2 separate regions of the Homo sapiens genome follow, and region 1 is linked to region 2. Evidence: read pairs that join two places in POLR2A ChIA-PET (ENCODE). Cell type or tissue: MCF 10A. All regions are shown on one strand. Links, peaks and the distances in the headings refer to the core of each region. The heading gives the core; the rest is flanking DNA.

Region 1 (7,882 bases), core at 1,872-5,871, 310 kb after region 2:
CAGCAGAGAACAGAGACACTAGTTCTACACTGGGGCCAAAAAAACTCAAGAGAAATTCATGGCAAGCAGATGTTCTCTCTATTACCCACATAAACTTTATACTTCTTAGGTCTTTGATCTCCTTACCCTCCTCTTCTCTCATTAGAAATAACTTCCCCCTCCCCTCTCTGCTTTTCTAAGATCTGACTTTCTTTCAGGGTCCAATTCAAATCCTTCCTCCTTTACGCAGCTTTTCTAGGCTTATCCAAGGACAGCTAGCTAGTTAATGGCAGTTGCACAATTAGAACCTGGTCCTTCTCAAACTTCTTCAGGTGGTAGGTGTCATGAAAGTAACAGCATCTTTGCAAAACACTATTAAATACTGCTACACTTAGGTTTTTTTAAAGTTAATGTGTTATGCTTAATTGGATATTTTATTTTATTTTATTCCACGTTTTTGCCTGTGACACAGCCCTCAGGAGATCCTGAGAACATGTGCCCTCAGTCAGATCTTTCTTACACTAGATTCTAGTACAGAAACAAACACCAAAGCTTTAAAAAGTATTGGGAGAAAAGCATACATAATTCTGGGAAAGTGTTTTTCTTAAAATCAAGAAAAGACACTTATTTTTCCAATATTTTAGTGGCAAAACAACTTGGTCTTGCCAGAAGAACATCAGTGTTCTACAGTTCATTTTCTTTCTCTCTCTCTCTTTTTTTTTTTTTTTTTTTGAGACGGAGTCTTGCTCTGTCACCCACGCTGGGGTGCAGTGGCACGATCTTGGTTCACTACAACCTCCGCCTCCTGGGATCAAGCGATTCTCCTGCCTCAGACTCCTGAGTAGCTGGGACTACAGGCGCGTGCCACCACGCCCAGCTAATTTTTGTATTTTTAATAGAGACAGGGTTTCACCATATTGGCCAGGATGGTCTCGATCTCTTGACCTCGTGATCTGCCCGCCTCAACCTCCCAAAGTAATGGGATTACAGGCATGAGCCACCGCGCCTGGCCCTGCAGTTCATTTTAAAGATCATTGTACTGTATGCCATCCTAAAATTCTCCTTCACTTTCCATGACTTAAGGTTCAGGTGAGGTTCAACCCCATCCTGATCTCCAAGGAGATTTGCAGAAAAATAATTTTCTCAGTATTATATGGATCTACAATAAAGTGTACTCTTTGTCATCTGTCATGTCTGTGTCATGTTTCATTTTAGAACAAAGATACCTTAGATTTATAGCCTAGGACATAGCTAATTCCAATATCCTAGGTGTAAACCCTCTTAGTTACTCCATTAGATTCTCTAGTCTCAGACTACTTTCTATACTCTGCCTCTTAACACATGTGTTCAAATTAAACAGAAAAATTCCTGATGTGTTCTTGCCTGGTGGTCCAAATTTTTAAAAATAGAAAAAGAAAAGCCTTATGTGGAGAAAAGAAGCCATTTCCACAGGCATTCTCCTAATATGGCACTAACAAAGGATCCAGGGGCTGAAATATGGCTATATCTAGAGCACCCGTGGATCTCTAGGGGTCTGTAAAGTACTCCCTTACCTCATGGTGCTTGGCACCCAAAGAGGGGCCAAAATGTTTGCTACTCATTCCTGAAGGAAATCCACCGTTGTCACCTGAGGCCTGATGAATCACACATCACACGACTCAGCAATGCACTATGGTTTAAGCTACAACCAACTGCAAAGAAAAGCAACTCCATGTTCTCCATAGAGGAGACAAGGACACAAGGGTCAGACTGATTCTCTGAGGTAAGCTAGGCCCTTTTGGAAGAGCTACTGATTCAGAATTCTGCCAGTATTCAGAAGTTGGAATACAGCTGGTCTCTTAGTCACCGATAAGGGTAGAACAAAAAGAAATGAGTGTAAACTTCACCTAGAGAAATATAAGTTAGACCAAAGGACAAATCTGTGGAAGACTCTCAGCAGGATACAATGCTCATGTGTGTGCCAAGCATTTTTAAATTAGTCAACTGTCCTCACCAGAGGCTGTGGCTAACTAAACATCATATCACCATATCCAGGCTGGGCATGGTGGCTCACGCCTGTAATCCCAGCACTTTGGGAGGCCAAGATGGGCAGACTGCTTGAGGTCAGGAGTTCAAGACAAGCCTGACCAACATGGTGAAACCCTGTCTCTACAAAAAATACAAAAATTAGCCAAGTGCGGTGGTGCACACCTGTAGTCCCAGTTACTTGAGAGGCTGAGGCATGAGAATTGCTTGAACCCAGGAGGCCGAGGTTGCAGTGAGCCGCGATCCTGCCACTGCATTCCAGCTTGGGTGACAGAGTGAGACCCTGTCTCAAAAAAAAAAAAGCATATCACTATATCCAGAAATGGTGATAAATAATATATAAGTAATACCACCATTCAATATATTCTTTAATATATTCTCATACATTCTTAACATATTCTCATATAAGTTGAATTTCAATAATATATTCAAGAATGTATTATTATGCCTTCAAGAATATATTACTGTAACTTCAAGAAAATATTGTTATGACTGGGGAACTAATATAAAAGTCTTGTTCAACCCAAAAATGGTTCCTGGGATATTTCTATACAATGTAAGAATTCAGAAATTTGGTTTTAAATGACTACTGAAATAAACCTTGTGAGGTAAGCAAGCTACATGAAGACAAATAAACCAGTGGGATTTTTTTTAAGTATGTTTATTCAAGTTGGGGAAAAGCCACATAATTCACTATATGTCAAGCCTAAACTTAGATTTTTCATCATCATCTGACAATATGTGGCAAGCACAGTTTTTGCAAAACAGTCAAACTCCCAATCAGTAATAAGGAATCTTTTAACTCAAGGTTGCATATTGTTCTTTGGCTAAAAATAGTAGAAAATCTCAATCCTTTAAATACAGAATAATCTCTCTGATCTCTCTAACTTATTTTACTTCCTGTGATCACATAATACTGAATATCTATTACGTGCCTAGTATGTGGAAAGCTTTTCTCAGCATCAAACCAAAATTTTAAATATCAAGAAAAAACAAAAAACCCTCTTAAAACTTTTTACGCTCTAAGAGGGAAGAGAAATAAAAAATAAACAAATTTTAAAAAGACTTTTTAACTCTTTAGCATGTTTTGAAAATCACATTATACGTTTTAGCATGATGTTATTAACTAATTTGTATGTATTTGTTCCCTGTCATAGTTAGTAGGAATATTTTCTCAAACTTCTGAGAATATTTAAAATCCATATTCAAATGATTTTTTTAGGAGCCTAAGACTTTACAAGAACACATTTTAGAACTGACTCTAGTCACCACAAACAAATTCAGTGATGTGTACACGCGCATGCATGAATACATACAACAGTTATGCTCCAGACACCACTCACTCTCCACAACTCCTCACTCCTCGACCTTCTACCCCCAGCCCCCTGCCCCTGGGGACGCCTGATCTCCAGTCTGGGAAAGGAAAGTGCCTCCTCCACATCCTCTCCCAGGGTCTCTCCCCAGACCTGAGTCGGTGGGGAGAAATGCTGACTCACAGACACAGCCGGTTAGCAGCTCTCACTTCCCCAGCCCTGCTGAGCTGAGCAACCCCAGGGAGCGTGGAGAAATTGTTGGTACACTCTCCAGAAGACTGTGGGAAGAAACACCCCTAAGCCTTGAGCCTGGAGTCTGGCGGGCTGCAGGAGCTACCAGCAGAACCTCAGGCACAAGGGATCCACATGTTCACAGCTGCCACGGGGAAGACAGAAAAGAAAGGAAATGAAAGGTCAAGAGGACAGAGAAAGTGAAGGGAGAAGAAGGGAAAAGAAAGAATTGCATAAGGTGGAGTGGTCAAAAGTGGACTGCCCACCCTTTCCTGAGATTTTCTTCCCTGCCCCTCCCCTAGCTGAAGGCCCCTCTGCAGGATGCCCCGGTCCGGAGGCAGCCAGCCAACCAGGCAGTGTCTCCCTGATTTCAGCTGACTAAAATATGTTGGCCTGAAGCCTATAAACTTGTGTGTTTTTGATTGCTCACCAGATTCTCATCCAAACGCCTTTCACTTTTTCACTCCACAAAGGAGAACATGTCATGGAAGTGACTTGCCTAAGAACATACTTCAAGCTATCTCTTCACCAAGAGAACTCTAAGTTAGACAAAAGGACGAATCTGTGGAAGGCTGTCAGCAGGATACAATGCTCATGTGTGTGCCAAGCATTTTTTAAATTAGCCAACTGTCCTCACCAGAGGCTGTGACTGACAAAAAATCATATCACCATATCCAGGCTGGGCGCGGAGGCTCACGCCTGTAATCCCAGCACTTTGGGAGGCCGAGACAGGCAGATTGGTTGACGTCAGGAGTTCAAGACCAGCCTGGCCAACATGGTGAAACCCCATCTCTGTCAACGAGACCCAAGGGTAAGCTACTGCTCTGCCCTGGATAACACCCCACTTATAATAATCTATAATTCTATATACCTTAGGACACTGAGGCCACGTTTCATCATCCCAGAAATTTAAATAGTGTTAACAATAAAAAGAAAACACTCCTTTTAGTTCTCAAAAGCAATTGTATGATTCAAGTTGTAAGTTTCAGAACAGGCAAAACTAATACATGATAGGAAAAAATATGATCAACAGCTTTGGGGGTGAGGGGATGGGGGTTGACTAGGGAGGAACATGAAGGAACTTTCTGGAATGATGGTAATGTATATGTTCTATACCTTAATAGTGGTTTGGGTTACACAGCTGTATTCATTTATCAAACCTCTTTCAGTGGTACCTTTAAGATATGTGCATTTCAGTGTATGTAGATTTGACATCAAAGGGAAAAAACCATGGAAAATATTTATTTAAATCTAGTTAGAGATATGCATGCTGAAGTGTCTAAGGATGAATCTGCAACTTACTTTTAAATATATTCCAAAAATAATATGTGTTGATGAATGGATAGAGGGATAGGTAGATGAATATCTACATGTGATGAAACACTATAGTAAAATGTTAATTATAGAATCTAAATGATAATCCAGCTGGGTTGTTCACTGTCAAATTGTTCCAACTTTTCTGTAAGTTTGAAAATTTTATTATAAAATGTCGGTTTAAAGCATTTGAGAATTATTGATGGGTATGAGATTTTATATTTAGGTATTATGAAGACAGGTGTTACATCTGACTTTCATATCTATATGATATATACATATTAGTAATGGCAAAAACTGTGATTACTTTTGCACCAGCCTAATAGAATACAACCTACTTGTATATATGCCACAGATACACACACACTCATATATTCCAGTTTTATAGTAAAAAATTCCAGTTTTATATTAAAATAATAGAGTAATTTAAAAGGCATCATATGAATTAACAAACTGAGCATCAAGTAGATTTTATTTTATCACATAGACAGACTTCTGTCAATATGAGACATTTTATCTGTTAATTCAGTTTTACACATAAAAACCATGCACAGAAATACATACACTGATCACCAAGCTTATGGACAGGTATTGTAAAGACCTGCTATTAATATATCATGTTAGAAGCAGGGCAGTAAAAACAGTTCCCTTACATCTCCCCTGTGTCTATCCCTATATGACATTTCTGCATTACTAACGCCTCTAGATTAGATTACAAGAAGCAGCAATTTAGAAAACCAACTTAAAGCAGATAGATGAATAGGTAGATGAGAGAGACAGAGATTAAATTCTTATTGGATATTAATAACTTGGCCTTTATTTATGACTGGCCTCCCTCCTAAGGATTTGAGGTACTTCCAATAAAAATATGTGCAATAATTGATAAAATATAATAAGAAGAGAGCATCAGGACTAGGGAAAATATAAGTAAGAGTGGTAATTTTAGACCAAGAAAAAGAAAAACACAAATTATATGCAACAAGGGAGCCTAGGATAACAGCTACATTTGAACATAATATTTGTCTCTGAATCACAGAGAAAAGAAACTATCAATTATGCTGAACTTTCTAATTTAATATTTAATTCAATGTTTTAAAGCAATTTTGTCCTTGAAACTTTTGGAGAATATTCAGCGATATCACTGACAGCCCTCTCAACACCATTCCTACAGAAATAAGATTTAGTAAAAGGTATTCTATATCTGTTTCTCAACAAATTGTTGAATAAAAAATCTAGAGCACAATAATGGTTATCCCAAAGGCAAGAACTTCTAGTAAAGGAAATTCCGGGTAATACAAATATAGATAACCTCCAAGGGTGGTCAGAGTAGATAGAAGTAAATAAAATAAAAGTAAATAAAATAAGATTTTATCTCATAGTCTATGCCCGATAAATGAGAAAAATATGACAACAATTTTTTCTTTCAAAGTTCTATAATGTAATAGATGCTCTTTCTCTGAACACCATTCCCAATCCCCCCATCACCTGCTTCTCTCCCCTACCCTGGCCAATCTTGGGAAAGAGGGTACCCTAGCCACCTTGTTTGTTCTACTTGTGGACATGTGGTTACAGGATCAGGGATGCTCAGAAGGCTGGCTCTGCAAAGAGAGAGCTGAACAAATTTGAAACACGGAGAAGCAGAAACTAAAGGTGGAGACAGACATCCTTCTGACCTTCGGGTCCTCTTCCTGGTCTCCTTGAGGCCTAGGGACTTTCTTCCAGAGAGTTCTGTGAGATAACACCATTGTGGCCTTTTAATAAACCTCCTGTTTTACTAAAATGCAACCAATGAATATTTAATTTCAGGAGCAGCTTAGACACATATTCCAAGAATGGAAATTTCTGTCAGTTTGGCTTGATTCAAGCATAGAACTTGTAGTGTCTAGCGGAAAGGATGTATTCTAAACCATCTTCCATAAATATCACGTTTCTCAGCCAACCTTTGATGAAAGTGATGAAGAGCAGACAATTCAAGATGGTTTGCTCTTGCAGGGCCTGGAATGCTGGTGCTCTGAGCTGATCCATATGCTTCAAAAATCTCACAAGCAGATGGTGAGGTATTGATCTTTTTTGAAAACTAGGTAGACTGCTCTGGACTCATCCAGATGGACTCAGACCCATGAATTTAATCAAAGTCAGCAACCTAGGGAAGAACAGGGCTGACTGGGTAGAATGGGCATTAAACTGTTTTGGTAGCAAAAGGTCATCCTTAAGCTTTATCAAATGTAAGCTTCTTCATCAAAAGTGTGGAGGTTTATTATGTCAGAGTCTAAAATGGGGCCAACTGTTCAAGAACTATGGAATTGGGAAAACCAAATCTTCCAGATGTCAAGTGTCCATCAAGAGATTCCAAAGGCAATTTTCATATCATTCATTGTTATTTTTATTATTAAAATGCTTATGGCAAAAAAATTCAGAAAATATGGCAAAATAGTTTTTAATAGAAGGTAATTAAGGCCAGGCATGGTGGCTCATGCCTGTAATCCCACCACTTTGGGAGACCAAGGTGGGAGGATCACTTGAGGCCAGGGGTTCAACGCCAGCCTGGGCAACAAAGTGAGACCCCGTTTCTACAAAAAATGCACAGATTAGTCGGGCATGGTAGTGCAAACCTGTAGTCCCAGCTACTTGGGAGGCTGAGTTGGGAGGATTACTTAAGCCCAGGAGTTTGAGGCTGCTGTGAGCTATGATCCCACCACTGTACTCCAGCTTGAGTGCCAGAGCGAGACACTGTCTCTAAAAGAAAAAGAAGAGGGTAATTAATAACCCAATCTTCTAGGATAATTACTGTCATTTTTTTGCCATATTTCCATCCAGTAAAAAGTGTTTCATTTATTTATAAAGCTATTTTGTAAACTTAACAAAATATTATAAATATGTCAATGTCAATACATTTTACAGGATCATTTTAATAACCATGTAATATTCCAGTAGATGGCCATGCCATCATACTTTATTTAAACAGTCCCCTGCCACTGGGTGTTTAAATGATTTCTGGGGTTTGGCTACTATAAAAGATA
Region 2 (7,882 bases), core at 1,480-5,479:
TACATGGCAAATAAATTCAGGCATAAAATACAGCGTGGGCAGCATATGTGGGTGCTCTCCAGCCACTTCTGGTGGCTGCTTGGACCACTTCATAGAGACTTGTTCCAAGGAACAAGGAGAGGGTTTTGTGAAGTGTTTTGACTCCCACTGAAATGGCTGCTACAAGAGGTTATTTCTCACTGCAGGAGGATTTGGGAATAGGGATAGGGGATAGGAGATTATAAAGCCAGGGGTTTTTTTTGTTTTGTTTTTTGTTTGTTTGTTTTTGTTTTTGTTTTTGAGATGGAGCCTCGCTCTGTGGCCCAGGCTGGAGTGCAGTGGCGCGATCTCGGCTCACTGCAAGCTCCGCCTCCCGGGTTCACGCCATTCTCCTGCCTCACCCTCCCAAGTAGGCGGAACTACAGGTGCCCGCCACCACGCCCAGCTAATTTTTTGTATTTTTAGTAGAGACGGGGTTTCACCATGTTAGCCAGGATGGTCTCAATCTCCTGACCTCATGATCCACCCACCTTGGCCTCTCAAAGTGCTGGGATAACAGGCTTGAGCCACCGCGTCCAGCTATAAAGCCAGGTTTTAAGTCCAGCCCGTTTTGACCAATTTTGTGGCTTTGGGTGTTTCTGAACTACAGTTTCCTTATCAATACAATGAAGACTGAATACACCCTACAGAACCATAGTGAGGTTCACATCACCTAGTGTGAGAAATCGCTTTGTACGCTGGAAAACACCACAAATAAAAAGAGGCTATTGTTATTGGGCTTATTATTCTGAGGCAGGAGAACCAAGGTATAGAAAAGAGAAGTAAGAGTTAGATATCACAGTCTGAGATGCTGGGAGAACAACACAAGCCACTGTAGATCCTCCTAGGACCTTTCTTCTGGAATGTTCTGCGATGACAATGGCAGAAACGGGGGGGCAGCACTGCTCTTGTTAATGATAAAATGGCCAATTCTGCAATTCCATCAGCTGTGATAGAACTCAGTCCAAATCATTTTATTGCTAACCCTCAAATCACCTGACTAGTTATCAACTCATTGGAAAGATAGCGTAGCATTAAGAGCATGGACTATGGGACCTGGCTACCTGGACGTGAGCCCATCTCTGTGTCCCTTTGACTAGACAATTTTAAGTAACTGACATGACTCATCTGTGTTTCAGTATACCCATCTATAACATGGAGATGATAATACTGTCTACTTCATAGTGTGAGAATAAAATGAAAAAGAAATGGAAAGTACTTTGAAAAATTTCTGACATGTATTAATAGTAAGCTAAGTGTAGCTACCACTGTTTTCCAATAAAATAGTCCAATCTTAAAAAACAAAATGTGTGTTCTAAATTGTAGGAGGAGATGGATTCTTCAGGCACGATGGAGAATAAATCCAGTCCCTCTTCCTCCACTCTAGCATGAAGGGTCTACCATGCCAAAATAAGTTAGATTACAGAGTCCGGTGGAGCTAATATAGTGTACATATGCAGTTTGATCCTGGAAAGGAAGAGTGGTGACATTTCCTCTCGCTGGCAGAGCCCAAAACTAGATAAAAACAGGCAGTGTGGCTGAATCTGCGCTCCTGCATCAACTGCTGTGTGACTGTGGATGCCTGACATCTCTCTGTGCCTCACTTCCTAAACTTGCAATGGAATAACAATAGTACCTGCCCTCTAGGGTTGTTGTTTAGAGCAGTCACTGAATAGCTACACAATAAAATCCAGTTATTATTGTTGTTATTAGGATACCATTTGCCATTACCCAACTTTGTGACTCGGGATCTTGAGAAATTGCATAAATTTCATCTTTCAAGTTAAAGTAGAAGAACCAAAAGCCAGACAAATGTAACCTAAAGCCATATGTTTTGTTAAAGACAAGGAAAGGAAATGCCACATCATTATAATCATGTTATTTGGTCATACAGTATGACAGTATCTACAATCATCAATTCATGTCACTTTAAAAAAAATTACAGTGGGTTATTTGAATTAGAAAGCATTTCCATACATGAAAGCTTAATCCCCTTTAGACATTCCTCAATGTTCACAAATAAACTGACCTGGCAGGCATGGGTGCTCCTAGTCTTTGTTTTTAACATCAGGTGTGGAGGATAAGGGTAATAAACAATGTCTACTGATTCTGGTCATTCTGAAATGACACTTTTTTTTTCAGTTTTGCTAGAGCTTGGCACACCTTCATATTTCGAGGCAATGTATCTTCAAGGATCACTCATCAGAATAGTTGCACAAACTCATAAGTGGCAAGAACTGAAAATGCCTTGTGATTTTCAAAGTTTTAAAATAGCCCTATGGGGCTGGTGACCTCAGTCAGGTCAGCCATCAAGTTTGGGATCCGACAATAAAAGTCATAAAGTGAGTCAACTGAGTCAGAGAGGATGCAACAGCATTATTTTTCTCTTCTGGCTTCTCTAGTAAAGCAAAAGTTTTGGTGTTAGGGCTGTCTCTGCAGACAGGGAGTTTGGTTTCCAACACGCTGGGAGCATCCCTGGAGAATGCTGAAAAGCAGAATAGGCTGCCAGAGTCCAAGAGACGATATCAGTAAAGTTAGCACAAGATTTAATAGACTAGAATATACCCGCCCAATCCATTTCTCCAGCCTGATAATCCAGAGCAATTAACAGAAATTGCCCTGGTATTTTTAGCATTTTTAAAGTTTCATCTGGGCAAACGCAGAAATGGATAACTATGTTATCCAGACCTTACCACTGTTTGTTTTTGAGACTCTAAGATTAAACTAAAGACTGGCCTAGCAAAGCAGATATGTTTGCCCTTGCCTGAAAGGAGACAGAAACTTGGGAAGAAACAAGGGTCTTTGGAGTTACTGGGCTTCCACGAGGATCCTCAAGGTTTGCAAACACCAAATGGACAGGACTTCATCCCTGAAGTGCAGGCCAGTCCTACCTCCTTCACAATGACGTGCTGACATCATGGTGCAAATTTGCAAACATTTTTTGCCTTATTAAGAAAATTATTCAAACCTAGAAAAATGCAAGGGTTAAAGCCTTGCTTTCATAAACATAGCCTGTGTGTGTCGCAGGGTGACTTTTAGATATTATATGGAAAAATGCAGTAAAAAGTGCTGAAGTAGCCCATTCCGTTGCATTGAATTGTTAGGCAATTATGGTCATCCCAGCCTTAGTAAATTAAAATACATGATGAAAACCCAATCTAAGGACATCAACTGCTATGTACTAAACAAACTACACATCCCATTTAAAAAGCATTTAAAATTGTGTCAAGAGAGGTTATGTTGGAGGGACTATAATTTTAAAATCATTTACTGTACAACCATATATTTAAATTTTAACTTGAAGCTAAATGTTGCAAAATTAAATTAATCTTATTTGATAACACGAGGCAGTTTATACTCTTTCATTTGGGGTCGATGGAGCCCCTGGCACAGTCTTGAATTTAAGACCCCTACCCCATAGGAATAGTTAACTCTTGATCCTAGCATGCTCTCTCCTCCTGGAAGAGTTATTTAAAGTTAGATGTGTTTCTTTCTGTTTTTTTCTTAGCCACTTTTCTATCCCAAGCCCAGCAAAGACATTCAATTCATTCCCCCTACACCTCTCTCTCTCTTTCTGTCTTTCCTCCCTCCCCTCTCTCCCTCTCTTTTTCTCTCTCTCCCTCTGAAGTTTCTAAATCAGTTCCTACAGCTTTAGTTTTCTTTTTCTAAAATTAAAAACGTGGCTTCTGGCTATAAAACGAATCTCCCACCTTCAGCAGCCCCAGTCCCCTGGGGCTGTTACTGGCGTGATCTATAAATTAACTGGAATCACTTAGAGCCCTCAGTTAGCTTTTAGTCAAACATTAGCAGCAGTGTTTACCCTTGTGTAATCTGCAGTTGTTACTTAATTTAATGCCTGTCAGCATTTTTTTAAAGAACATGTTCAGCAAATCCTTGGCACAGGCTGTTTGAATTCCTTACTCTTCCCTTCCCCCACCTTGACCCAAATCAAGCTAAATGTATCTGAGTAGAAGCTTGCTAATATTTTTAATTTGCTAGTGTAGTTTTCCTTCTTCTTGAGGAAAGAAAGAAGAGTTTGCTTTCTGTGCCAATCCAACTACATCCTACTCAGAGGCCTGGGCTTCGTGTCCCCACTGCACCTTACATCAAAGAGGGTGAACTGTAAATTGTTAGGGTTTTTGTTTCTTGTTGCTCTGGCAGTGATCTGTGAGTGATGTAAGATGGGAGGCATCCTCAGACTCCCATTTGGAGGATGCTGGTGTGGCCCCCTGAAGAAAATCCATTGAAACAAACTTTGAAGTGCTGCCCAGTAGAGAGCTAAAAGCTGAACATATCACATCATAATTCATACATAACTTTGTGTGTTTTGAATCTTCCTCCTCCACAGCCACCACCTCAAATGTAAATAAATAGAGCCCTGGCCTTCCTACAGGGTTCTGTTGCTCCTTTCATAATGTGAGATCCATCTAGATCCGGCAGGAGAACTTCTCTAAGGCCATCATAAAGGCAGTAGGAAGTACTGATCTCAAACAGCACAGAGGAGGCTCCCCTCCAAAGAAGAGTGAAGCACATCGTTAGAGAATAAGAACACGGGGAAATTAAGAGGTGATCTTCAAAGGCTACAATGAACAGCTCCTCTCTGCTTTCACACACTATACAAGAAAAGACCTCCTTCAGTTCAGGAGGCTTTGGTTAACAGCCACATTCTCAATATTCTGGGTTTCAAGGCCAAGAAAATAAATGTCACAGTGGAAACCTCATGCTTTTTCAGGTGATATAATCCAAAAAATGTGTACATCTCAATAGTATAAAGGACTCTGAATCAGCCAGGGCTCAACTTGCTATTCTCTTCCTTGCCTGCAAGACTTGACCTTGAGTTTCAGTGTCTCTCAGCCGTACTTCTGCTTCCTGGTGACTAGAATTCAGGATTCTCTCCCATTTACCACTAGGGAAAACCCTACTGCTAAGGACCGTAAATGTCGGAGGATCCCCCTGAGTCTCACAGATGGCACTTGAAGAGAAGCAGTATGGAGACACAGGACACGAAGAAGGAAACAGAGACCCTGAGGACAGAGGCTCATGCAACTACTGCAAATGAACAAACACCAGAACAGGCATTTTTGCACTTTCAGACAGGGAGTTCCAGGACTGAGTGCACATACAGTCCATGGTTAGATTTCCAGGAAAGCCTCAGTGAGGGGCTGAATTATGTGCCATTAACTCAAGATACAGCCATCTTGGGAGTCAGCATATCTGTCTGAGCCCAGGTTATAAGTGCACACTGGTGGTCTATGGTTGCAGGCCGGTGTCACTGTCCTGTCACAGTCCTGAGATCTCCAAAGCAGCCCAGGTGACACATATGTCCCTGTCTTTGACTCTCCTCCAGCCCAACTCTGTGATACTACTATCAAGGCTCCAAAATGCAGCTGTTTTGCTACACAAATTATGAATAAGTTCTACAAACTTCTTGAACCATCTGGAAAGTGCTCAAAACACAGGGCTGCACAGACAAGGACTTTAAGGCTCAACTCACTCCCAGGTAATATTAGTGGCTCTTCTCAGCAAGAACATGAGCCCAGGTCCCAATAGCACTATTGAAAAAGGCAGTTCTGCTGTAGAATGGGTCCCTCTTTTTGCTGTTTCCACTGCTGAGTGCCCCCATCATGGGCATGCAAGATTTTTTCTGCAATTTTCCTTTCACAACTTTCATCAACTGCCTCTTCAATTTCCTGGTCTTGCACAATCTCAACCCAACTTACTTAACAGCACTGATTGTTCAGTTCTTATGGACAGTGTGTGCCTTTAGTCTTCCTCCAAGGAGAGTGCTTGACAAACATAAAATGGAAATCTTAGGAACACTTTTACACCATTGGTGGGAATGTAAATTACTTTAACCATTGTGGAAGATGGTGTGGCGATTCTTCAAAGATCTAGAACCAGAAATACCATTTGACCCAGCAATCCCATTACTGGGTATATACCCAAAGGAATATAAATCATTTTATTACAAAGATACATGCACACATACGTTCATTGCTGCACTTTTCACAATAGCAAAGACATGGAATCAATTCAAATGCCCATCAGTGATACACTGGATAAAGAAAATGTGGTACATATACACCATGGAATCCTATGCAGCCATTAAAAGGACACAGATCATGTTCTTTGCAGGGACACAGATGAAGCTGGAAGCCATTATCCTCAGCAAACTAATGCAGGAATAGAAAATCAAACACTGCATGTTCTCACTTGTAAGTGGGAGCTGAACAATGAGAACACATGGACACAAGGAAGGGAACAACATACACTGGGGCCTGTTGGCAGATGTGGTTGGGGAGGGGGAGCATTAGGACAAATAGCTAATGCATGCTGGGCTTAATACCTAGGTGATGGGTTGATAGGTGCAGGAAATCACCATGGCACATGTTTACCTATGTAACAAACCTGCACATCCTGTACACATACCCAGAACTAAAACTAAAAATAAAACAAAAACAAAAGAATGGAAATCTTTTCAGAAAAATGTGTCATTGAATTGGAGGTGGAATCCATAATGATCAACAACAATAAATTCTTTTCTTCTCCATTAGATCATCTCCCTCAGTCTGTGTGTGTGTTCATGCGTGTGTGCCATGCCGGGTCCCCACTTTCCTCAGCACATTTGTGCATGTGTTTGTTTACTGAGCAGTGCCCAGTTTGCGAGGCTCCCCCAAAGGCAGCCTCATTCTGCTAGTGCCTGCCCAGGACCCTGTACCAGTCAATGAGAAACCAAACAAACTGGCTGCAATAAGCCGTTTACACCAGTTCCCAAAGAGAAAACTTTGGGCCCATTCCCAGAAGGCCAGGCATGTGAGTGAAAGGAGCCTGACTTGCAAAGCTTCCCCCACACTCAGGGTTTATTCTGTTTATTCTGTCATCCCTGTTTATTCTTTCAACTGTGGTTTCTCCGTGGAGCAACACATCACACCGCACCCAGATTGTGGAGACACACAGAAGATATCCAGAAACGGCCAGAGAGAACACAATCCCTCCGATTCATTCGCTAAGCCATTTGTTAACACGCTGGTTTGGGGTTTTTCTTTTCCACAATTTTTCAACACTTGAGGAATTGAAACTGCCAGCTGTTCTCATCTTTAAATGAAATAGCCTGAATAATTGGGAATTTAAGCTAGTTTTCATTATTATAGTCCCCTTCAGAAATACATATGACCAAAATAATGAGCTAATGAAATAATTTGGACATCCTGACCATGCAAAACGGACGTGTAAAACATTAAATGCAGAGCCAGTCAATACTTAGTAAATGTTGATGCAGACTTGGTTTCCTAAGGTTTAAAATGTGTAACTAAATGACATATAACTTCTGAAATATCAGGGCACCAAGGAGGAATTAACAAAAGGCCATCAAAAAGCAGACTGCACATGATGTAGCAGAGAGGCTGTGGAGTCAGACATGCCCACATTTAAACTGGATTCCATGCTGGCTGTGTCACTGGAGCTGATGGCATGTTCTCAGCAAGCCTCAGTGCTCTCACCTCTAAAACGGGATTCAGAAGAATAGGGCGCCAATTTAGTAGATTGGTATGGAGATTAAAATTTAAAAATGCATGTAAAACACTTGACTAACTACAGTTTCTAGCTCACAATAAGCTCCTAGTAAATGAAAACTACTGGGCACTCCTGTCTTACAGATAATGGCTTTAAAAACTGGGAACTTAGAATAATTTTAAAACTCAGGAAACAAGGAATACCTCTTTGAGGGAAATATCTGACTCCTAAACCAGGTAATGGAACATCTTGGAAACCCAGACCTCTCAGAGCAGACTTGTTAAAGTGCCAGGGACAGGGCTCATACCCAGTTGACACTCAATCAACATTTATTGATACTGACCATGGTTTC

What was found. Peaks named below come from ENCODE experiments on the same cell type or tissue, not always from the same donor. Only the 100,000 strongest peaks of a DNase experiment are listed, where the experiment ranks them.
Region 1: POLR2A ChIA-PET joins it to region 2 with 6 read pairs; 2 of 35 experiments call an interaction of 5 or more read pairs at or near these places.

What each region holds. Positions count from the first base shown.
Region 1 is chr13:50,204,701-50,212,582 of GRCh38, reverse strand. The region is part of intron 2 of DLEU1 (deleted in lymphocytic leukemia 1); the gene reads right to left. Among named protein-coding and RNA genes, the nearest start is that of DLEU2, 83 kb to the right of the region's middle. In MCF 10A, for the core only: no CTCF peak of the experiment used is centred there; DNase peaks (open chromatin) are centred at 3,582 and 3,972.
Region 2 is chr13:50,517,921-50,525,802 of GRCh38, reverse strand. The region is part of intron 5 of DLEU1 (deleted in lymphocytic leukemia 1); the gene reads right to left. DLEU1-AS1 (DLEU1 antisense RNA 1) reads left to right here. Exons shown (of 3, transcript NR_125753.1): 3 at 4,367-4,870. Among named protein-coding and RNA genes, the nearest start is that of DLEU1-AS1, 5.6 kb to the left of the region's middle. In MCF 10A, for the core only: no CTCF peak of the experiment used is centred there; a DNase peak (open chromatin) is centred at 3,912.